3 separate regions of the Homo sapiens genome follow, and all the other regions are linked to region 1. Evidence: chromatin loops called from intact Hi-C (ENCODE). Cell type or tissue: heart right ventricle. All regions are shown on one strand.

Evidence for each region. Hi-C counts contacts between places; a loop is a spot of excess contacts. Peaks named below come from ENCODE experiments on the same cell type or tissue, not always from the same donor. Only the 100,000 strongest peaks of a DNase experiment are listed, where the experiment ranks them.
Region 2: a loop joins it to region 1, with 5 times the contacts of the local background. A loop is called at or near these places in 16 of 110 quality-filtered maps.
Region 3: a loop joins it to region 1, with 2.0 times the contacts of the local background. A loop is called at or near these places in 10 of 110 quality-filtered maps.

The regions. Positions count from the first base shown.
Region 1 is chr15:62,251,065-62,259,064 of GRCh38, forward strand. It overlaps the pseudogene GOLGA2P11. Among named protein-coding and RNA genes, the nearest start is that of MIR8067, 50 kb to the right of the region's middle. RefSeq lists an enhancer at 2,672-3,564 and a silencer at 3,286-3,580. In heart right ventricle, CTCF peaks have their summits at 2,425 (motif pointing left) and 3,481 (motif pointing left); DNase peaks (open chromatin) are centred at 3,457 and 5,527.
Region 2 is chr15:62,121,107-62,129,106 of GRCh38, forward strand. No RefSeq gene overlaps it. Among named protein-coding and RNA genes, the nearest start is that of C2CD4B, 40 kb to the right of the region's middle. In heart right ventricle, CTCF peaks have their summits at 3,933, 4,843 and 4,857; no DNase peak of the experiment used is centred here; H3K27ac peaks cover 1,882 bases.
Region 3 is chr15:62,160,675-62,168,674 of GRCh38, forward strand. It overlaps C2CD4B (C2 calcium dependent domain containing 4B), which reads right to left and starts at 4,611. Exons shown (of 2, transcript NM_001007595.3): 1 at 4,521-4,611; 2 at 2,861-4,350. The coding sequence starts at 4,310. The coding sequence ends at 3,216. It overlaps LOC124903502 (a long non-coding RNA gene), which reads left to right and starts at 4,739. Exons shown (of 2, transcript XR_007064669.1): 1 at 4,739-5,498; 2 at 5,616-5,920. RefSeq lists enhancers at 4,062-4,661, 4,662-5,261. In heart right ventricle, a CTCF peak has its summit at 3,304; a DNase peak (open chromatin) is centred at 4,637; H3K4me3 peaks cover 4,237 bases; H3K27ac peaks cover 4,971 bases; H3K27me3 peaks cover 5,692 bases.

The DNA of each region.
Region 1 (8,000 bases):
GGATGGCCCCCTCCACTCTATTCCCCAGACCAGGAAGCGGTAGACAGGGGCCAGAAATGGATTTTAAAGGCAAAGTTCTCAGACCCACTAGGACCATGAACTGGTAAACTCTCCTCAAGCTCCCAAGGACAGAGGATTTGGGTCTTTGTTGGTTTTGGCCCACGGCCACAGAACTGAAAGTCCGAATCTGGATTCTCCCGAAAGGACAGTAACATAAACCTTTAGAGATGGAGTCTGAGAAAAGCTCACCCTTCTACCAGCTTGTGATTTAGAAAGGTGCATTCACTCAACAAACATTGACTGAGCACATACAGGCCAGGTATGGTTCTTCATAGCAGAGATGTAGGACAGAAAAGGACAGACAGGATCCCTTGGCCCTGAGGCTTACATTCTACTGGACCTTTAAATCGTGGACTCTCAGAGCTAACAGAGACTTTTGATACTTTCTAACTCTACCTCCTCGGGAAACACAAGCCCAAGGAGGAGAGGTGGCTTGCCCAGAATCAAAGAGCAAATTAGGGCCTGAGTCAGAGTGGAAATACGGGGCTCCTGACAACCAATCAGGCCAGTGCTTCCCTGAGAAGCCACAACCCCAGGACATGTGTGGCAAGGGCTGGAGCATGGGTATCTGAAGAAGAGACAGTAGGCAAAGAGGGCAGCAACAGAAGAGCCATGATGCATGCTCCGTGCTCTGGGGTCCCTCTAGCTGAGGCCTCGGCCCCCCTGCTCCCCATTTGCCCTTGGCATCAGGGACCCTCAGCCCTTTCTTCAGGGCCCCAAGGGGAAACTGGAGCCCAGGACTTGCAGCGTGGAATTGGTGGACCCCATTGAACTCTTACCAATGACTCGATGGTTTTATTCCGTCGACTGATTGTTATATAACTCGAGTCCAGGGCGACTGTTACCTCTTGGTATCTGCTCTGAGGCACGTGAAGAGAGGAGGAGTTGGAGGAGGATCGAGGGGAGAGGTAGAGAGAGCAATCATTAGGGTTGGGGGGAGGGTGTGAGAGGTCTCAGATGGCAGAGGGGCACCCAGCCCCCACTGTGGGAGGAGGTTGGAGGGCTGGCCTGCAGGGTCACTGGGTCATGGCCCAGGGCCTCTTACTTCCAGATCCTTCAGGGTAGCGGATGATCCAGAGCCCTCCGCACAGATACCTGTTGCTGACTACAAGAGATGAGAGTGCGCATGGAAATCTTCTGTCCCCTCCATGTCTAAGCCCTCTGACTTCCTTTCTTCCCCAGCAACTGACAACATTTTCTTTTCTGCCTAACTTGGACCCTTCATCCCATAACCTCTTTGTGCCAACTTCTCTCATGGTTTTTATCTCCCCACCATCCCTTCCTCCCAAGCAGCTCTCATCTGGTGTTTCTACAGTAGGATAAAATGATGTAACCAGCCACGGGGTACAACTCCTTCATGTGAACAGCCTCAAGGAAGAAGCCTCAGGGAAGAGGCAACTTCCTCAACATGGCCCAGCAAATCGGCCAGTCCCAGGATCTTTCCTCTCTCTGGTGATTCCTGCCTCAGTTTCTTTCTATCATACTTTCCTTTCCCCCGCACTCCCCTCAATTTCTGAAGTTCCTCAGAAACAACGCCATTGAGCTGTTGGGAGAGTTGTTGCAGGCTCTCGGTTAATGAGAAGGTCCTAAGGGCAGAGACACAGGCGTCAGGGGTGCAGGTGGCTCAATGGGAAAGAAGGTGTTAGACAGTGGCCTCCCTGACTCCCTCAGCCTAGAGACTGCTGCCCTGATAAGAGACACTCACTTGCTTTCATCCATGAGATTGGGGCTAGCATGATGATTCTGTGTGGGAAGAAACATATGAGATGGTCATTCAATTTCTGTAAGAATCACCGAGGACAGGTGAGCCAAGTTCCCAAGCTCATTCCAACAATATTCTATCTCCCCAAACCTCAAGGAAAAGCCCAGTCTCAGCCTTCCCCCAGCCCAGTCCCCAGGAAGGGCACCTGGCCCTAGGGAACAAACTACTTGTGAAAAGAGAAGAGAATCCATAGTAGGTACAGGAGGGCAGTGGGCAGAGGAGGAGGAAGCATGAACCTGAGGTGCCGCTATGCTAGCAAGACTGGCACCAGGGCAAGGGACACCACCAGGTAACACGGTGTCATTGGCAGGTGGCTAGACAGATGCAGCATTGTCTTTGGCGTCTGTCACAGAACAAAGCAGGGCATTAGGGGGCCATGCAGGAGAGAAGGTGCCTCAGTGGCATGGACACAAGAGTGTGGAACAGGTATGACAGATACTCACGCAATGACAGTGACAGTCATGCATGCTTGGAGCCACTCGGGGGTGTGGATATGGTTTGCCCAGGCCTTGGGCTGCTAGGCAGCATTTTGAATGGCCAAAGCTCAAAGCAGGGGCTGCACGGCCTCCTTCATGAATACATGAGGACCTCGCTCCCCCTGGAGTTCAGCAAAAGACAGCAGCAGGTTCTGACCTGTGGCAGCCACAGCAGGCTGGAGGAAGGTGTACCAAAGTCAGGGAAGAGAAAGGCACTGTTCTTCCAGACGGCCAGTCTGTGCCACAGAGTGACCCTAACTGGGCCCCTCCTGGGCAGAGGACAGTGATGAGGAAGTAGTAGTCTGGGCAATGTACAATGTAGCTGCCTCTCTCTTCTCTCTTCCCTTCTCCCTTGCAGTGGCATAATCAGCAGGGGCTACCATCTCCTACAGCTCGCCCAGCTTCTCCTGCAGCTCCTCCTTGACATGCTGCTCAGACTAAAGTGCATTGTTGATCTCCATATTCTCACTGTTCTGGACAGAGAGAAGCAATCACGCCACCCACTGCAGCTGGAGACCGCAGAACTTGGTGTCTGCCTCCCATGGCGCCGGGAAGGATGGAGGCAGATTAGAAAAATGATCCCCTCTCCCCCATAGCCATCAAACCAGGGCTCTGGCTCACAGGTCCCTTCAGAAGTGCCACTTCACATGAGGGCTACACTGCCCCACTTAACAGATGGGGAAACAAAGGCCTAGAGGGCTGGGGAGGAGGGCAGTCTCCCCAGGTGGGATGCACCAGTTTTACAAAGCTGCTCTCTGTAGCTGCTCCTTGAGCTCAGGGTTCTGGGAGAGTGTGGGGCTGATGGTGGTGAGGTCATTTTGCACGGTCCCCAGGGTTTGCCTGCATACCTCCGCCTGCTCCCCTCAGAGCTCAGCCACCCGCCCCAGCTCCAGCAGCCTCTCCTGCTCCCAGTTCAGGCATTTCAAGTCCTCATTGTCTTGCATGTGGGCCCACTGGAGCTGTCCTGCTAGACTTTCCAGCTCCTCCCACAGGTGCTCAGCCTCTGCCTGTAGCTGCTGCTGCAGCTGCAGACCCCAGAACTTGGTGTCTGCCTCCCACGGCACTGGGAAGGATGGAGGCAGATTAGAAAAATCATCGCCTCTCATCCACAGCCATCAAAGCAGGGCTCTGGCTCACAGGTCCCCTCAGAAGTGCCGCTTCACATGAGGGCTGCGCCCCCTGCTGGGGGCTCCAGGGGTGGGATTCAGCTGAGAAAGGAAGCAGACAATAACGGCCTCTGGATTCTCAAAAACACCCTCCTCTTGGTACACAGCTCCTCTCGGGCTCCCCAGACTTGGCCTCCCTGCTAATGATTCTCAAAAAAACCCTCTGCATTCTCAAAAAAAAAAAAACCCTCCTCTTGATCCACTGCACCCCTCAGGCTCCCCAAACTTGGCCTCCCTGCTAATGATTCCTTGCACCCTGATGGTAGCCAATCTTCCAAGCCACTTTCAGATAGAGACAACTGTGGGTGGCTGACAACACACACTTTTTCCTCTTTGCTGATGGGGACATTGAGGCTCATGACGATTACAAGACTTGCCGCCTCCTGGCACAGACCTCTTTCCCTCTGCCTCAAAGCCTTTCCATGCATCCACCTCTCTGGCATTCTAAGCCATCCCCACAGCCCTCTGATGCCAGTCCTGCTCCCAGGTCACCCCAGCCCCAGCTTACCCATCTGGTTCCTTAGTTCAGCCAAGATCGTCTCCAGCTCCTGTACTCGACTCATGCTATGCACCGTCTCCTCCCTCAACGCGTGCACCTGCCCAAAGCACAGGGGGAAAGGGCCCTGCAGAGAGGGGCTGGCAGCTGGACAAGCTACCATCTCCCTCTCTGCCCCTACCTCCACAAAGCCCAGACCCATGACCACCTCTGGCTGTGCTCCTCCCATTTCACAGATGCCTGGAACAATCAAGTGACCTATCTACGGTGGGGGCTGAAGGGTCAGGTCTCACCTGCTCTGACATCTCCCGCATCCTCTGCCACCACAAGGCGCTCTCTCCTTTCAGATTCTCAGCGTGTTGATCTTTCTCCATCTGTAGTTGTTTCAGTGACCCCATTACCTGCAAGAATGGGCACAGAAGTTAGGAAGGGCTGTCACTGGTCCTCACACGCTCCTGGCCACCTGGGGTCATCTTCCTTCCACATCCCTCCCTCTGCAAAGCCTCACCTGCCCCAGGTGTACTTCCAGCTGTGCCCGCTCCTCCATGGCCTGCTGTAACTGCTGGTTAGCATCAAGGGCTTCATAACCAGCTTCAACTCCTCCATCTGGGAAGCTGGGCTGCCAGGGGATGAGGGAGGCTGTAGGACTCACACTGTCCATGTTCTTCTGCTGCGTGGAGAGAGCAAAGAGAGTTCGTTCCAATTCTCCCGTAAACTGCTGGGAATACTGCAGGCAGCTGGCCAGATCTGTGGACTCTTCTGAAATGAGAGAGGTTGAGATGGGGCCCAAAGGACTACCCCTAAAATCCTGTCAAAGCAGCAGGTTGAAGGATGACGGGTGCCCAGATTCCCACCTTCAAACTGCCTGGCAGCAGCACGTTCAGTGTGATACAGTGCTGTCTTCATTTCTGCTTTCTCAAACATCAAGATTCCAATTGTCTGATTTGAACTTTTGGGAGAAAAGCCGAGCAGATGCTGAAAGAGAAGGAAAGCAACATTCTCCAGAGGACAGGAGGGAACTTCACACCCTCCACTCACCTCTAACTGCCTCTTTAGGGCTCTCCCTGGTTTTGCTGGCTTTCTTGCTTTTCCTATAGGAAGAGGAAGACACAGCTCTTACTGGGGGAGGCAGAGATGGCACAGCAAGGGACATGCCCCCAGAATGCCACCAATGCCCCAGGACAGGCCCACCCATGGGACCAGGTTATCAGGGACCCTGTGGGGATGAGGTGGAACCTGGGGGGTGAGCCTTCTTCCCAGGCTGGGGGTCAGCAAGACGAGACTAGCACCTCTACATCTGAGTGCCCCCCAAACCCAGCAGTCATGCTGTGAGCAAAGAAATTACATTACTAGTGTGATTCTAGTTGATCCACAATTTCCTGGTTGTGCTGTTTCCTTGGGAGAGTCAAAGGAAGGTGACCAAGGGTGGCCCCCTCCACTCTATTCCCCAGGCCATGAAGCAGTAGGCAGGGGCCAGGAGTGGATTTTAAAGGCAAAGTTATCAGACCCACTAGGACCATGAACTGGTAAACTCTCCTCAAGCTCCCAAGGACAGAGGATTTGGGACTTTGTTGGTTTTGGCCCACAGCCACAGAACTGAAAGTCTGAATCTGGATTCTCTCAAAAGGACAGTAACATAAAGCTCTATGAGGCAGGAAAATAAGGTCTGGAGGCAGGGAATCTAAGACTGTTTCGCGCTGATTTCCTAGAATCAAATTGAATGGTAAAGAGTGAGAAGTTCAGATCTGGGGATCCTGGGCCATTCCACACAGTGCCCTTTAAAAGGTCTAGAGCTGGGCTCAATGTACAACTTGGTCAATAAAGATCTCTACTGTGAAGTTGCTTTGCTTTAGAAATAAAATATTAAATAATTTTTAAAAAGATCTCAGGCCAAGGATGGTGGCTCATGCCTATAATAACAACACTTTGGGAGGCTGAGGTGGGTGGATTGCTTGAGGTCAGGAGTTCAAGACCAACCTGGGCAACATGGCAAAGCCCCATCTGTACAAATACAAAAATTACCCAGGAGTGGTGGCATGCACCTGTAGTCCCAGCTACTTGAGAGGCTGAGGCAGGAGGATCGCTTGAGCCTGGGAGGTGGAGGTTGCAGTGAGCCGAGGTCATGCCACTGCACTCCAGCCCTAGTGATAGAGGGAGGCCCCATCCCAAGAAAAAAACAAACAAACAAAAACTCTGCTATCTATTATCACCGTGGAATAGTTGAAGTGTTGGCTTGAACCTCAGAAGGAAATAAACAGGCTCATGAGCTAGCCATATAAGTATAATCTATATAATAATGGTTTTCATCCATGATGCATTTAAAACAAATTTAAGCCCTAACCCTGAGATTCTGGTTCCCCAGGTCTATGGCAGGGCCCAGTTTGTAGATTTTTAGCAGTCTCTAGAGGATTCTATGGCAGGACCAGAACAAGGACCCAAATTTTCCGGCTCTTGGCTGGAGCCTCCCCATAACCTGCATGATCCCTAGACCATGTCCCCAGCTGGATGGGGCTCCCACCACCCCTGGGGCTGCAGCCTCTTGCCAGAAGCAGGATCTTAGCCCTCTCCAGCTTCCTTTGCAGTTGCTTCAGATTGAGTCGAAATCTTCGGTCACTAGGACTTGAAGCTTCTCTTCTAGTTCTGAGTTCTTCTGCTTCCGGTCCTCGTTGTTTTGGCTATGGCCAGAGGCAGTAGAGAAAAGAATGAACAAAGAACAGAAAGGACTACTGTGGAATCAATGAAGAGCAGAAAGGACTGCTCCTCTATCCTCACCTCACCCCACAACCACAGAACCATGGCATTGGAAGGGACCTCAGGAATCAAAAGTCACAGGTGGCAGTCCAGAGAGAAGACATGAGTTCCCCGAGGCCAAAGCATGAGTCAGGGGCACAGCCGGCCCTAAAGCGTAGCCTGTGCACACATGCAAACCTGTATGATCACCTCACCATGCTCACCTGCAGCCTTCCCACCTCCCAGCACATCACCCACGCTAAGGGCCCCACACCTCCCATCCCACCCTCCCCCATCCTACCTATTCTTGTATGACTCCAGCCTGAGGGCATCTCTGTCTTTGGTTACCTCCTTGATATACTGCAAATACAGAAAGGTTAAGTCAGGACAAAACAGGCAGAGGAGCAGCTGGCTGGCCAGTAACAATAGCTATAATAACTATTCCCCAGTCAACAATTCCTTACTCTCAATCACAGCTGACATGTTTTCATGGCATTTCCAAGCCTATAGTCTCATTTGTTTCTCAAAGAACTCAATAAGGGTGGAAGCGACGGGGAAAGAGATCAAATTTATAGCTGGCTACCAGAGGCCCAGAGAGATCAGAGAATATTGCTATTGTTATTACCCTTATTACTACCACTGTTTGAAGCTTTGAGCGCTTCACCAGGCACCATGCTAGCAATCCCATTTAATTCTCACAACCACCATATGAGACAGTTACTATTTTTACCTCTATTGCGTAGATTAAAAAAATGGGGTATTAGAGGTTAATTGCTTGCCTAAGATCACTCAGACAGAGCTGGGATTTGAACACCCAGGTATATCTGATTCTCTAACCCTTTTTTTCACTGGGGGTCGGGACACAGAAAGGAAGGAGGAAATTAACTTTTTGTTCACTTTTTGAAAGAATGATAAATTCACATAGTCCCAAACTCAGAAGGTACAGAAGTGAAATATCTCCCAGCCACCCTGTTTCTCTCTCCTGAGTTTTGTATGAATCCTTTTGTGGCAGGCCAATTCTCCCTGATAGTCACACAGACAGGCCTTCATGACAGTCACACAGAGAGCCCTGCACCGCACTCCAGTTATACAAACAAATTTCCACAGAGCTGCCTTAACATTGAGCAAATAGTTAAACCTAGGGAAATCCGTGCCCAGGTATCAAAGCTAAAAATGAAACATATGGTCAGTAGGACCCTTGCATAGGCTTCTCCCTAACCTGGAGCAAGTCAAAATAATAGAGACAGTCTTATATTCCTTGTCTCGGGTCGACGGAATCTGAGACGAGTCAAGGTAACAGAGGCAGCTGT
Region 2 (8,000 bases), 130 kb before region 1:
CTGCCTCTCTTCTCAGCACATCCCTGAAGCCCCACTAGAAATGCAGTGATGTGGAGAACATCCTAGTTAAGGCAACACCTCTCAGAGCTGTATGTAGTCATGTTACCAAAAAGTGGTCCCGACCTAGACCCCAAGAGAGGGTTCTTGGATCTCAAGCAAAAAAGAATGGGGGCGAGTCCACAGAATAAAGTGAAAGTGAGTTTACTAGAGAAGTAAAGAAACAAAAGAATGGCTACTCCATAGAAAGAGCAGCCCTGAGGGCTGCCATTTGACTATGTTTATGGTTATTTCTTGATCATATGCCAAACAAGGGGTGGAATATTCACAAGTTTTCCGGGAAAGGGCCGGGGATTTCCCAGAACTGAGGGTTCCTCCCATTTTAGACCATATGGGAAGTTGCCATGGCATTTGCAAAATGTCATGGGAGTGTCTTTTAACATGCTAATACATTGTAATTAGTGTATAATGAGCAGTGAGGACGACCAGAGGTCACCACCTTGTTTTTGGTGGGGTTTGGCTGTTTTTTTTTTTTTCTACCACATCTCATTTTATCAGCAGGGTCTTCATGACCTGTAGTTTGCAAAACCAATCCTGCAGATTCCTATCTCACTTATTCGAACACCTGTGACAATTATAAGCTGCTTGACTTGGGGTGTAAAACGCCAAGGGATGTGCTCTGGTAACAACAGGTAATAAATACCTTGGCTGCCTTTGGAGTTTCACTTTGCTGAGTGGAGTGTACATATTTGGATCCACAGCCGAATTGCCCAGACCACAGAGAGGACAGGCTCTTAGTGGTGACATGCCTGTTGCACTGCTCTTCCCCCAGGCAGGTGCTCCTCTAAATAAATGTTCTGCATTTCTTTGAAGGGGCTCTAAACTGTTATCCCGCCCAGGGTGCCCATGCATGTCAGCCCACTCCCCTCAACCCCATGCTGTACCCCACAATTTACCATTCCTACCAATCCATTTTACCTTCCAACCTTGCCCCCACCCCATGGTGGTCTCAGCCACCACCACTAGGCAATAAGAGCTACCACTGGGTTAAAATGACAATTGTTTTAGCCAAATTTCCTCAAAATAAACAGAGTCCAATCTATGTTCAGTGCTATCCAAGATCATCCCAGACTCACTTCTAAATTTCGTTTCAATGGTTTCCTAATGGAGCTTCAAGACAATTCACACTAAGTCTTTTACCCAATGGAACCCTTGTCTCTTAGCTTCTGCAGTAACCTAGCAATCCAAATTCAAAAAGAGGAAGTGAAGGGCTTGTGGAAACTGGGTCAGCATCTCTTAATGGTGTTGATTCAGCAGAGAATCTAGGCCAGTGACATTTTGTCATGACCTACATTGCGGTAGAACCTTTCATTATACATGGAACTTGAGGCAAGGTTGATTATCTTGGCCTGTAAATGAAGGCACTTCCCCCTCATTCTTGCCAAAGAGAGTGGAAAAACACTTTTAAAAGTCACTCTACCAACTTTAGCCTTAAGATATTGGGTAAGCTACTTGGCTCTGGGTTTCAATGACTACCAGTTGCCCAACGGCATCTGGATGGCTGCTCTGCAGCCACTGTGGGTTTGTTTATAACCCGGGTTTTCAGGATAGAGGCTTTTTATCTTCTTCCCTAAGCAGAGAACAATAACCAGAGTGTGTTTAACCATGAAAGAATAAGGGTAAGCAAATTTGACTTTAAGGCCATGACGTCAAGTGGGGTAAAGAGTCAGTCTCGTTTTGCAGGTAGTTTCACGCAGGTTTGGGCCATATGAGGTCCACCCAGGGTCAGACCGTGAACTCCCTGACATCAGTCCTACAGACACACAAGGAGAGCCTGTTAGACCCGGAAGTATATTTGTCCCTCACTCAGATATACAAAATAATCTGCTCCCAAAAATGTGATTATGGTAAATATTACTTATTTTGTTAGTCTTAGAGCAGGCAGCGACACTTTCTATGCCCTGCCATTGACAAAACCATATGGCCTACTAAGACCAATTTTTAGTGAAGTAAATTCAAGTCCATAAATATTTTATCATTCAAAAATACAATTCCTAACTTGTCAGTAATGGTTACTAACATTTTCTAGAATCTCTTGATTGTAAGGTTAATTTTCATTGAATGTTTCAAGCTCAAGCAGCCTTCACTGCTTTTTATCACTCTGGGTAGAATGGACCACTTTGTTCCCACAGTCCCCTCTACATGCCTTTATTGAAGTGCACATCACTGATGCTTCCAGTTTTGTTCATGTCTGTCTCCATATTGTCTCTCGATGTTATTAAGGGTCAAGGTCATATTTTGATCATCTGTATCTTCTCAGTGCTTAGTATAGTGCCCGGTACAAAGCTGACATCAAATATATATCAGTTGCATAAGTAAATGGATGAAATCTCTTAGAACAGTGCAAAATGTACGGTTTCTGCAGTCAGCTTAGTTTCTTTCATTAGCCAAATCATGACCAATAAGCAAGATTGAAGAGTTAAAATATGGACAAGAATAATTTCTCATTTTCCATTTTCTTCATTTCATAAAGTTTTCTTCCAACTATCCCGTTTCTTCAAAAAAGGATATTTGTATTTTAAGGATATTTTTATTTCTTTTAAGAGTTTATATTATGTAAAGCTGTAAATTCTGCACAGAGATGAGTATAATCCACTATGTAACAAGAGACTGGATTTTTGTCCAGGCTCTAACAATAATCAACTGTGTCACATTAGGAAAGTCACTTCCTTATCTGTTGAGAACAGCTAGAGGTGGCAGATGAGTTTCATCTCAAGGATCAACTCCAATCAATTAGTAGTGACCAGATAAAATACTGTATTGAGGATTCTAAAATCCTATTGACATCAGTGGGAAAGAATGCTGGGATCAATTAGTGAGGTCTATAATGAATATGGTGGGAAAGAATGATGGAAAATAAGCCAGATATTAGCCAACCTAGTATAAATGATCTCACCAGTCCCCTTCAAGCTCTAAAATCCTGATTTGTCTTTTATTAATTCACAGATTACCCAGAATATTTTTAACATTTATAACATACACATATATATATGGCCAGGATATATTCAGTATTTACTAAATCCTGGCACTATGCAAAGTACTTTGCATGGGTTGTCTCATTTCCTCCTCACAACACTGCTAAGAGGCCCACACTATTATTATTCACATCATACAGGATGAGGAAACTGAATCCAGAGAAGTTGAATGGCTTGCAAGTTCACACGGCTATTAACAGTGAAATCGAGACTCACATCCTGAGCACCTTTCTCCCGGAACTATGCTCTTAATCGTTATGTTGGGTTAGATAGTCTACTTTGGCTTCCTTCTAAACAAAACAAAACAAAGAAAACCTAAGATAATGTCTGCAATAGAAAAAAGAAGCATATTCAGCTGACAGGAAATTGCTTGTATTCCACTCTGACAGACAATGATTTGCAACGTTAAGTAACAAAGGGCAGTACAAATATTGACTGTTCCTGAATCACTGATACTGTAAGCAAGTTGTTTGAAATACACATGTTCTTGGGAAAATTCAGACACGTAATCATTTTTCAGTAGTACTATAGAGTTCATGAAGTTAAGATATTTTATGTAAAATAAAACAGGAAATTAAGAAGTTAAGAACATCCTTTGAGGCCTTGATGCTAACAGATATTCTTTTAGATAGGTGGTCAGCAACTTTTCCTATCACATATCATCCTCAGCCCCCTCTCAGCTCCACTGACTTCCCTGACACTCAGCAGATGAGCTCCTCTCTCATTTTTCCTTTTAGGCCAGGTAGACTCATCCATTACACCCCTGCCAGGTCATAATGGCAAGCTACCCTGCAAAAGCTTTTCTAGGTTCAGATTAGAAGAGGTGCTCTAATTCACAGATTGTGGCATGATAGCTTCCTAGAAATGGCTACACACAGCCAGAAATGGCTAAACAAATTTAATTTACCAATAGGTGGAGCATGAGACCTGGCCACACTTCCTTTCACTAAAACCTCAGAAGCACTACCAACCCTCAACGTTAGAAAAGGTCATTTACATGGATGCCCAGAGGGTGGGAGAATGTGCATACTACTTCACAGAGGAGGACGCTACATTTTGCTGCATTTTGTACATGCATTTTCTTGTGTCTTTACTCTCATTTCCCTACTCACTCCTCTCTATTCAAGACTATTCCTTATGTCATCTAGGCTCTGATCTCATCATTTATAACTTTCTTCTTTCCTACATTGGGTTTAAATTAATTTCCAATTACTCATTAAATACACTAATGGATTCTCCTTTTAAGAAATTCAGACATTACAGATAAGGCTAAAGTCCCATAGGCAGTTGAAAATATAGATCTTGAAGGAGAGGTCTAGGACTAGTAGCTTAAATGTAACTGAAGCTTACCATTGGTCATCATGATGGACAGAATTTTCTCCTCTGTATTAAACTTTAAAAAAAAAAAAGTAGTTCCCTCCTCCTCAGCATAAGTTGCCTCAAATCACTTTTACTTTCAGAAACAAAACAAACAAAACCAAAAAACCCTCTCTTTTTCCTAAATCTTCCTCTAGCTACCATCTCTTTTCCTCCTCTCCTTCCAGTCACTTCTTTTAAGGTTTTCTCTGTATCTTTCCGTTTATGCAGTTTCATTACAATGTATCTTCTTCCTGTTTACATTGGGTTAGACCTAATGACAATGAACATAAATTTATATCAAGAGCAAAACAAAACAAAAAAACACCCAAGTTTATTTAATTGCTGCCTTCTGCTACCCCTTGGCCCAGAGAGCTGGGAGTAGGGATGGGGAAGCCAGAAGGCAGTGCACGATTAGACCCATCTGGTATATTCTCAGACAGACAGACAGAGGGCCCCCTAACGGTAAGCAGCTGCTTCTTCCAGTTATAGGACAATATTTGCATCCTGGAATTCCCAGCACACTGTTAAGTACTTGGCACAGCTGGAGAGCAGGTTATTGCTAAGTTAAGCACTTCCTTTCACAAAAGCTTATCTAGGTGTAAGTGATTATTACCAGAAGTGTCCAGCTCACTTCTCTACTTCATCCCTGTCAGTCAATCATACTCATATGTTTACTCTCATATATTTACTCTCATATCATCACATATCATCATAATAAATTTGTTTATGCTTTTAAGCCTAAGATCCTTCTAATTTTTTCTGGCAACACTCCAAAAAGAGTCTCAATACATGAGGTATTAAGCTATTAAATCCATGGATCAAAAGGGAAGGCCCAAAATTTTCTCTTACTATAACATTCCATATGTACACAAACAAACCAGAAATAAATTCTCTTCATAAAAGGACAGCTAGTTGTCTTGATAAAATTTAATAAGTAGTATCCATTCTTTCCCCAAAGATTTAAAACCACTTTTACCATATGGATTAGTCCATTTTCATGCTGCTGATAAAGACATATCTGAGACTGGGCAATTAACAAAAGAAAGGTTTATTGGACTTCCAGTTCCACGTGGCTGGGGAGGCCTCACAATCATGGCAGAAGGCAAGGAGGAGTAAGTCATATCTTATGTGGATGGCAACAGGCAAAGAGAGAGCTTGTGCGGGGAAGCTCCCCCTTATAATACTGTCAGATCTCGTGAGACTCACTCTCTATCACAAGAACAGCATGGGAGAGACCTGCCCCCATGATTCAATTACCTTTCACCAGGTCTCTCCCACAACACATGGGAATTCAAGATGAGATTTAGGTGGGGTCACAGCCAAACCATATCACCATAAACTTCATTTTTAACTATACAGGGCTCTGTTTTCTTTCTTTTTTTTTAATGGTTCTTTGATCTTTAATTCTAGTCCAATGTCAGTACTATGCTGTTCTAATTGCTGCAGTTTCTCATTATATTTTGATATTTGGTAGGGTAAGTGCCCTTTTATTGTTATTTTCAGCAAAAATATTTTGGAGGGGGATCTAGTCTATACACTTGGTCTTCCATGTGAACTTCAGAATCAGCTTGTTATTTTCTATTAAATATTATTTTTGAATTGGTATAGGGGCATATTAAATCAGTGAGAATGAGCTGGACTTTATAATATTCCAGTATTGGAGATAACCAGATAACTACATGGAAAAAAGATAAAATCATATTTACTATTGTCACAATTTATCAAGATATTTTCAACATGGACAAGATATTAATGCAAAAATAAAACGACAAAAATACTTAAAGAAAATGTGAGTGAATTCCTCTATAAGCTGTGAATGTGGAAAATCTTTATATGACTCAATATCCAGACAAGGTAAGGAAGATTGATAAAGCTGACCACATTAAAAAAAATTAATGGTAAAAGACTCCAACAAATGACAAAGTAGACACATGACAACTGGAAAAAATATTAGCAACTTGTATCATAGGTAAAGAGTTGATACCCTTAATATACAAAGAGTTTCTAAAAACAATCAATAACCCTATGGAAAAATAGGCAAGAGATAAAAGCAAAATAATAAGAGAAATGCAACTTAAAGTTTTTTTCAAATCTGCTCCCCAAATATCACCAACTGATAATACAAAGCCAAGTTTCTTGCTTTCATTCATAAGGGAGAATATCACTTCAACAGAGCTTTCATAGCGTCTTGGAGGGAAAAGTAATGTAAGATTTTATTAAGAATAGGAAAGTTGGGGCCGGGTGTGGTGGCTCACGCCTGTAATTCCAGCACTTTGGGAGGCAGAGGCAGGCAGATCATGAGGTCAGGAGATCGAAACCATCCTGGCTAATACGGTGAAACCCCATCTCTACTAAAAATACAAAAAATTAGCCAGGCGTGGTGGTGGGTGCCCGTATTCCCAGCTACTTGGGAGGCTGAGGAAGGAGAATGGTGTGAACCCGGGAGGCAGAGCTTGCAGTGAGCCAAGATCGCGCCAGTGCACTCCAGCTTGGGTGGCAGAGCAAGACTCCATCTCAAAAAAAAAAAAAAAAAAAAAGAATAGGAAAGTTGGATTCCAGTAGGTCTTTCAAAGTAGGGTCGGGGAAAGGCTTGATTAAAATTGGGGAAGGATCCCGATATACACTTGAGGATCATGACAGACTAGTGGAAACCACAAGGTAAGGATTTTGAGGTGAGGGATTCAGAATCTTAGGGCATCAACTGTCTTTCGATGCTTTCTACTGAAGAGTTGATGGAATTTTCAGGAAGTACCCGTAATGAAAAATCAAGTTTTTTGTCTGGGCAAGAGTATTTTGGAATAATAAAGTTATGCTAATAAAGACAATAAAATATAAAGCCATGTCATGCAGACAATAGGTTGTGTGGAGGATAAGTAGTTTCAGTCGTCAGTGTCCACACTATGCAGTGGGGGGCGAGGAGTAGGTGGTTTCAATTCTTACAACACTGAGACCTCCAGTTTCAGCTTAGAGATATAGAGAGCTAAAAAAATAAATAAAAGGATGTTCTCCCTTTTACTAACGAGGAAAAAGATGGACACGCTGCAAACTAATGACTTTTCTTGAACCGGCAGAGAATTAAAATTGCAGGGCAAATAATTAACCTAAAAAGTAGAGAGACAATTACCTGTAGGGAGAAACAAGACCTAAGCATTTGTTACCTGGAATAAATGCTCTCAAATGTCGTATAAAACAGAGGACATTCAACTAGAAATTTTTAACAAATTGTGGGTCGGTATGAGTGTGAAGCCCTTGGAGACAAAGATGGGGGGTGATATTCCAACTTTTTGCTGGTCTCTCTTCCAGGAACTCCACTAGGCTCTCACAGAGGAGACGGGGAGAAGCATGAGAAAGTCCATCTTCTAGGGTTGGAGGGCAACAGCAGCCACTGCAGAAGCTCCACCTAGACTATCTTCCCTACTTTTGCAAAAGAAGGAAAGTCTCAGTCTATATGGGGAAGGTCATCAAAACCTGTATCTGAGGGCACTGGTGGAAACCCACTTCAGCTAGGGGAGGCAAGCATGCGAGTAAGGATAGAACAGTAATACAAGATAGGCCCAGCTTTATGTCTGGAGGAGAGGCAGGAACACCTGTGAAAGCCACAGTTTGGAA
Region 3 (8,000 bases), 90 kb before region 1:
AGCCGCAGAAGACCCTGAATAGCCAGAGCAATTTTGAGGCAACAGGATAAAGCTGAAGGAATCACACTACATGACTTCAAAATACACTACAAAGTTTTAACAACCGAAACATCATAGTATTGGCATAAAAACCCGACACATAGACCAATGGAGCAGAACAGGCAATCGATAAATAGATCCAAACATTTACAACTGATTTTCAATGAAGGTGCCAAGAAGACACATTGGGAAAGGACAGTGTCTTTAATAAATGATGCTAGGAAAACTGGATATGAACATGCAGAAGAATGAAGCTAGACCCCTATCTTTCACCACATACAAAAATTAAACTCAAAATGGATTACTAACTTAAATGTAAGATCTCAAACTGTGAAACTACAAGAAGAAAACATAAGGGAAAAACTTCATGACATTGGTCTGGGCAAGAATTATTTAGATAGGACCTCAAAAACCTAGGCAACAAAAGAAAAGATAGACAAATGAAATTACATCACACTAAAAAGCTTCTGCACAGCAAAGGAAACAATCAACAGAATGAAGAGACAACCTACAGAATGGGAGAAAATTTTGAAAGCTATGCATCAGGCAAGGGGTTAATATCCAGAATACATAATAAATTCAGACAACTCAATAGCAAACAAACAAATTTAAAAATCCAAATAATCTGATTTTAAAATGGGTAAAAGAAGACATACAAACAGCCAACAGGTAGATAAAAAAGTGCTCAGCATTACTAATCAGGAAAGTGAAAATTGAAATCACAATAAAGTACCACCTCACCTCAGCTAATGTGGCTTTCATCAAAAAGACAAAAACAAAAAACAAATCCTAGCAACAATGTAGAGAGGGCAGAACTCTTAAACACTGTTGGTGGGAATGTAAATTAATACACCCATTATGAAGATGACAAACATTTTTCAAAAATTTGAAAATAGAACTACCATAGGCTCCAGCAATTTCACTAGTGGGTATATATTCAAAGGAAAGGAAATCAGTATGCTGAAAAGATATCTTTACTCTTATCTTAATTGGTGCACTATTCACACTAGCTAAGATATGGAATCAACTTGTGTCTATCAAGGAATGAATGGATCAAATAATTTAGTATTTATACACAATGGATTACTATTCAGCCATAAAAAATGAAATCCTATCATTTGCAACAAGGTGGATGAACCTAGTGAAAATGATGTTAAATGAAATAAGCCCAGCACAGGAGAAATACTGTATGCTACTTCTAGTCAGCCATCTTGCTGATGTCACTCTCAGATTTCAGTGATCTTAACATTATATTTTTATATTTATATAAATATATAAATTTATATAAATATATAATCAGTCACAAGCAAATGTATTTCATCAAGTGCTCATTCCAGATTCTTTACCTATTTTAAGAAGTCAATGTTTTACATGAAGTTTCATTTTTGTTAAATTGAGCCCTCTGAAAAGGAATAAGCCTTTATGTATATGTCATCTTCATTATGTTCTCTGAAGTCTACAGAATGAAGCTAATTCCATTTCTACTAAATAAATAAATGAATACATAGGTTGAACAGCCTCTTCTTGGAATACTTCCCTCCAACACACTGGCCTCACCTCCTCTGACCCACAGGGGTGGGTCAGTCTTCTGGAGAAGTCAGAACACTTGGTTCTTGTTTGAATTCAGCTATGCACATTAGCTGTATAGCTTTGGGCAAGTCATCTCTGTGATGTTTTCTCAATATCAAAAGTAGTTTGATGAGATTATTTTTAAAGGCTAATTTGTTCACTTTGAAATAATATTTCAAATCCAGGATTTTTATTTAGTCTGATCAAATTTGTACCCAGACTTCATTATTATAACAACAATGCAGAAGGAATTTCTGATGTAGAATGACGGCAAACTGTTGCTTATGGGGAAATTTACCATGGGGATACTGAAGGGTTCTACATTCCCACTCCTGGCTCTTCTAAGTCCTCAGTCACAGGTAGCCCTACCTTTTCCAAGCTCCACTCCAGGAGCAGGGAGAAACAACTGGAAAGAAAGAAGACCTGAAGGAGTTCATTCTCTGCAACATTATTGAGCACTATTCAACAGTACAGTGCAAGCATTTCAGGTTTGCTCTCATATTTCACATGTATTCAAGGGTTATTTGGATATTAAGGTATATCTTCACAAAACCCTGTGAGGTAGATATTACTCCCTTTTCACTGATGGAGAAAATGAGGCTCAGGGAGAGTAACTGATTTGCCCTAGTCCAGAAAAGTGGCAGAAAAAAAATTGAACTCTCTATTTGTCTCCAACTCCATTGTGCTTTCCACTACATGGTGGATTCCCGTGGCCCAGGGCAAATTCTCTTGGGTATAATCAGTTTCCAGTGGACTTAGGTTTATTTGTTGAATTAACAAATGAAAATCAATTGGATTTTTAAAAACACTCTCTAGAACCCAGTGTTCAAGAAACTGACTACTTACTTTTTAACTCATCTAGGAAATCCTACCGCAAAGCTAATTAGTGTGTAATTAGATACATAGCTAGGTGAGAAAATGCCACAAAAAGTATCATCTTGTTTACAGAGGCAAGAAAGATTTCTAAGATTTCCTAGGTAAGGAAGAGAGAGACCCCAGGAATAGCTATTCCCTAGATAACCCATCTATTGGAAGGTCCTCCACTTCCCTGTTTTCCTCACCAATTTTTGAAAAACTCACTTCCAAAAGAAAACTTTCTACAAAAAAATTTTCTTCCCACCAGGGTATATACATCCTTATAATACAAGTGTCTCACTCTGATGTGTGCGCGTGCGCAAACACAAATTAGGATATTACCTATGCCGCATCAATATGTAAAGCTGTGTATATGAATCGTAACGTTGGGCATGACTCTGAATGAATAACTTGCTTTATTAAAAAAAAACTGTAACATTGATAGAAAACCGGAAGGAATTAAAAACAATGCAGATGGGTGTACTTCCTTTCTCTCCCAGTCCCAAGCCAACCCATTTTTCCTTGGAATGCAAAAATGGTCTGGAAAGAGATATGGGGGTCCTGTGAACAGAACAGGGAGTCATTATCTTTTTCTTCTTTACCAATAGACGATGACAAATGTGGATGGTGAGGAAGTAAAACGTCAATAAAGCAGTATCATAAATAAAAAAATAAATAACGTTTATTCTGTACCACGCGGCTGTCAGTGTCCGGAGTCTCCAGGGCAGAGCGCCCCGGGGAGGGCTGGGCCCTCAGAGCAGCAGGAGGGCGCCCAGGGACAGCTCACCCTGGCCCAGCAGGCGGCCCCGATCCCGGCCGCGACCCTCATCCCGGGCCTTGACGCGAACGGCCAGGCGGCGCACCTCGTCTTCCGAGAGGCCGTCGAAGCAAAAGTCCTGGTCAAAGGAGGCCTTGCGGCTGCGCCCCACCACAGCGCTGCATTGCCAACGCGCAGTGCCCGGCGGCCGCAGGACGAGGCTGAGGCGGCAGCGGACGGCGCGGGGCCCGGGGGCGCCTCCGAACAGGCTCTCCGCGCGGAGCAGCCGGAGGCGGAGACGCCGGGTTCCCGGACAGTACTCAGCAGCCAGGCGCAGGGCGTCGCCGGCGCGGCCCAGAGCCACGGTGCCCTTGGCCTCCAGGCGCTCAGGAAGCGGGGCCCTGGATGACAGCGGGCTCGAGGAGGGGGCCCGGGCCGGGGACTCGGATCCCGCGCGGCGCTCCTCGTCCTCGTTCCCGCTGGAGACGGAGCGGACGCGGGCCAGGCGGCGACTCCTTCCAGCCCGCAGCGCGCGACTCAGCAGCCCGTCGGGGACGCGCAGGAGGCGGCAGCGGCGGGGCCCCGCAGCGAGCGCGTCCTGGGGCAGGCGGGGACCGCCGGGGGCCGCGGGGGTGGCCGGGCCCGGACCTCGCGGGCCGCACAGGGTCCCCAGGGGGGCGTCCGGGCCTCCGCCGCCGCCGCAGCTGTGGGCCCGGGGCCGGGGCGCGGGCGGGCCCCCGAGCAGGAGCGACTCCTTGCGGCGCGTGTGCGGGCTCTCGAGCAGCGCGCAGAAGCCGTAGGTGGTGCGCACACGGGGCAGGTGCGGCAGTGACAGCGCTGCCTGCGAGCGCGGGTCCCAGTCCGTGCGGCCGGCGTCCTCGTCTGCCGCGCGGGGCCACAGGTCGCTTTCAGCGGCGCAGCGCCGGGGCACGGCGGCGGCCCGGATTGGAGACTCGAGCGTGCAAGGGGCCGGCAGCCGCGGCGGGATGCAGAATTCGGGGATGCGATTCGGCGTGAGCACTTTGGCGAAGGCGGGCTTCGGCGCGGAGCTGCCTGCGGCCGAGGAACAGAGTTTCTCGAGGAGCCGCATCCTTGGAGGCTGGGGCTAGGAGTGGCGGGAAGAGGTGCGCCTGCGGGGGAGAGAAGCTGCTGAGTTTGGGCGCCTGGAGCTGCTGCAGCCCCTCGACGCGGCTGGATCCCTCCCCCAGACCCTGTAAACGTCCCCCACGTGTTTAAGACCCCAGACCAGTTCCAGCCTTCCTCTCCCCTGCACCCACAACAAATCAGCCCCGCTTCAGACCTTTCTCTCTTCTTCAGTGTCTCTGGATCTGGTTGCAAGCTCAGTGCCAGTGGCCTCTAGCCCGCTGCCGAGGCGCCACCTTCAGTACTGCGGCCAGGAGAGTGGCGCTCCCCTCTTATACCGTAGGCTGAGTCCCGCCCAGCCGCCAGCGGCCCAACCCGGAGGTGCTGCACAGCCCGCCTTCCCGCCACCCTCTCCCACGACGCCGGGAGGTCTGCATGCACTGGGCGCTCAGGTCTGCGCGAAGCTGTCGCGGGAGCAGGCACCTTGTGGTCAGCTCTGGGACCCGCATTTGCAGTGAGTGCGTGGAGCCCCAGGCAAGGCCTGGGAAAGGTTGCAGGTGAAGAGAGGGCACCCTGTCGTCCTGCCAAGGAAAAATTGGCGGCTGAAAATGTTTCTGGCTTCTTGGAGAAGGTGAGGCTGGACGAGGAAACAGGAAGTTAATTTGGCTAGGAGATAAACCGTCACTCACCCTGCATGTAACCTGGACGTGACCTGCACGTCCTGGGAGCTTCTGTTTTCCTGTCCCCACGCACTCGCAGCGTGCAGACCAATATGGTTTCCAGTTATTTATATACTTATTTACTGTCTGTCTCCCTCTGCTAGACTGTGCTCTTTTTGATAGCATAGGCCCTGGCTCAGTCCATGCCCTAAGTACTGGTGAAGTGGGTAAATTAATCGTTGAGAAAATTTCTGATCGCTTCTTGGTCTTTTGGCTAAGATCAAGTGGAGAAAGCCTCTGAATGGCTGCAGGCTCTGCCTGTCATCTTGATAGTTACAAAACATGGGGCTTCTGGCTCCTGCCCTAAAATAACACTTGACGTTTTTAAAACTACCCCTTTTTTTTTGCTCTAGCACGGAGGTATCCAGTTAGAAAGCACCTTCCCGAAATATAGATTCCTTCTTTCCACCCCCGACCTTCATTTTCTGAGATGTGAAGACTGAAATCCCAGAGGGACCTGAGGAAATTCCAGAAAGGTTAAAAAGAGCCAGTTAATGGCAGAAGCTGGAACTAGCAATTTCCTGTTTCTTTGGCTTTGCATGTGATGCTTCCTGTGATCTGAAATGCCTTTTCTCTGCTTTTTCTTTATATAGGAATTCCTGTTTATTTTCTGTAATTCAGCCCACGCATCGTCCCTTTCAGGTGCCTTCACCCACCCAGCCGCCGCGGAACTCCCCTGCTCCAGTTCCTCAGTCCCTCCTCATTTCCTTCCTACATCTAGGGGCCACCATTGTTGCGGTTCGCATGCTGCTTTGGAATTTTCGGTTTACAGTTTTGTCTCCCCCTAATAGCCTTGTGGGTTTTCAGTGGGCAAGGACTGGGGCAGCTCAACCAGAAGGGGATTTCGGGAGTCTATTATGAATAAATGAAAAATAAAAGTCCTAAGATCAAGAACTGGGATTGCCTCCATCCCGGTTGCCTTATCCAGGCTACAAGCCTGGCTGTCTTATTCGTCTCTACGTAATTCTAGCACCCAGGATACAATGCCAGGCAAATAGTAAGGGCTTAGTAAATATTTGATGAATTGTATTGAATTGATACTGATCTGCAGGTCTTATGACTGTCAGGTGCTATCAACCACATATCTCTCTACGTAATTTGATTTCTTTCTCACAGAAAACCAATAAGGAAGACATTTTTTCTGTTTCCCAGATGAGAAACTGAGGGACTTGTCTAGGGTCATTCAAGCTATGATCATAGCGTACATAGAGCCTAAGTCCTAGCTTTTTGGCTAATTTCTTCTAATTCATTCCGTCTTTCCTTTCTTCCTTTTTTCTGTTCTTCCATCCTTCCTCCATCTATTCACTCAGTTCAATATAATGCAGAGTCTACTGTGTGATTTGTATCGCCCTTTACACCCAGAATGTTAATTCTTACAGCATCTCAGTCTACTGTTAAGTAGTATTTTCCACTATACTTGCTTTGGAATAAGCCCCACTATTTTTAAATCCTTAAAGGTGAAAAGAGTAAGTGTTTCTCTGGGCTAATAATACTTTACTGCTTAATTGACCCACAGGTTCCGCATCCCCCAATTCAACCAACCACGGATGGAAAATATTTGGAAAAAATAATAATACAAAAGAAATGAAGCAATAAAATAACTATTCACATAGCATTTACATTGTAGTAGGTGTTAGAAGTAATCTAGAGATGACTTAAAGTATATGAGAGGATATTCATAGGTTACGTGCAAATACTATGCCTTTTTATATAAGGAAATTGAACATCTGAGGATTTTGGTATCTTGAGGGACCTTGGAACCAATCCCCCTCAGACACTGAGGGACACTTGTATGCTTTTTTAATGGGGCAAGTATCGATCAATATGCAGCCACTGGGGCCAGGGAGCAGTAGCCATTCCTGCTAAAGCCAGATTTTCAGGCACAAACATCCCGAGGGGTGTCTGACAGGATCATTTCCCTGTGATTCTTCAGGCCAATGTGCTGATTCATGGGCAAACGGTCTCTCTAAAGTGGAGCACACCTGCATTATGTCCTGCAGTAGATGCAGCTCGTTTCAAATGAAACCTCAGTGAAAATGGCCTTGGTGACAATGAACACTCAGACATCATATCGGTGGGTGAAAGATGCTGAAAGCAGGACATGGGATTTGAGTGATTGCACTCCCAGCACGTCCATGTTTACAGAGCAACGCAAACGTGGCTATTAACACAATCCCTATCTAGAGGGTTTTCCAGAACTGTTATCTTCCCATGAATCAATATTCTATAGAAGAGAAAGTAAGATACAGGGAAATTAAATTACTTACCCAGGGATCCTTTTCAGATAGTCACTTATTCAACCACAGCTATAGGCTGGAACCCACAGTTGGAGGCCTGGCTTCCTTCCATATTCTTAAATCACACTGGGAGAAAATAAAAAACAGCTCCTCAGTGGAAACTTCGATCGCTCCAGTTGTTTCAGTTTTGTGCCTAATAACCACATAAAGGCCACTATCATCTTGTATTCAAACCTTGAAATTGTTATTTTAAAGAAATGATCTCTTTAATAACAATAATGTTTACTGACTATGTAGTAGGTGGAAGTCATGTTAAATGCTTCATATACTTTATCTTATCTAATCAACCCTATAAAGAAGGTAGAGATGCAGAAACAGGCTCACAAAGGGAAAAAAACAGAATAAAACTTCTCATAAATCTCACATACAGTAAAAGCAGGGCTGGAACTCAAATCCAGATCCATCTGGCTCATGGTCCTGTGTGCTTATAACCCCTTCCCTACAGTGCCTCTCTCAAAGCCATTTCTCCTGAACCCAGCTCCTCTCTAGGTAGCTAGATAATAGAGAAAGAGACCCTTGTTCCAAGGCCTTGAATTGAAACTTACACACCTTATTGATTATACCAGTACCTCATATATTAAAGCATGACATTGTCATAAGCAGGAAAGCATGCGTTATGCACAGTAGTGCTGTGCCATTTGTAGACAGAATCCTTGTCCCCCCAGGAAGTATAGTCGTTCT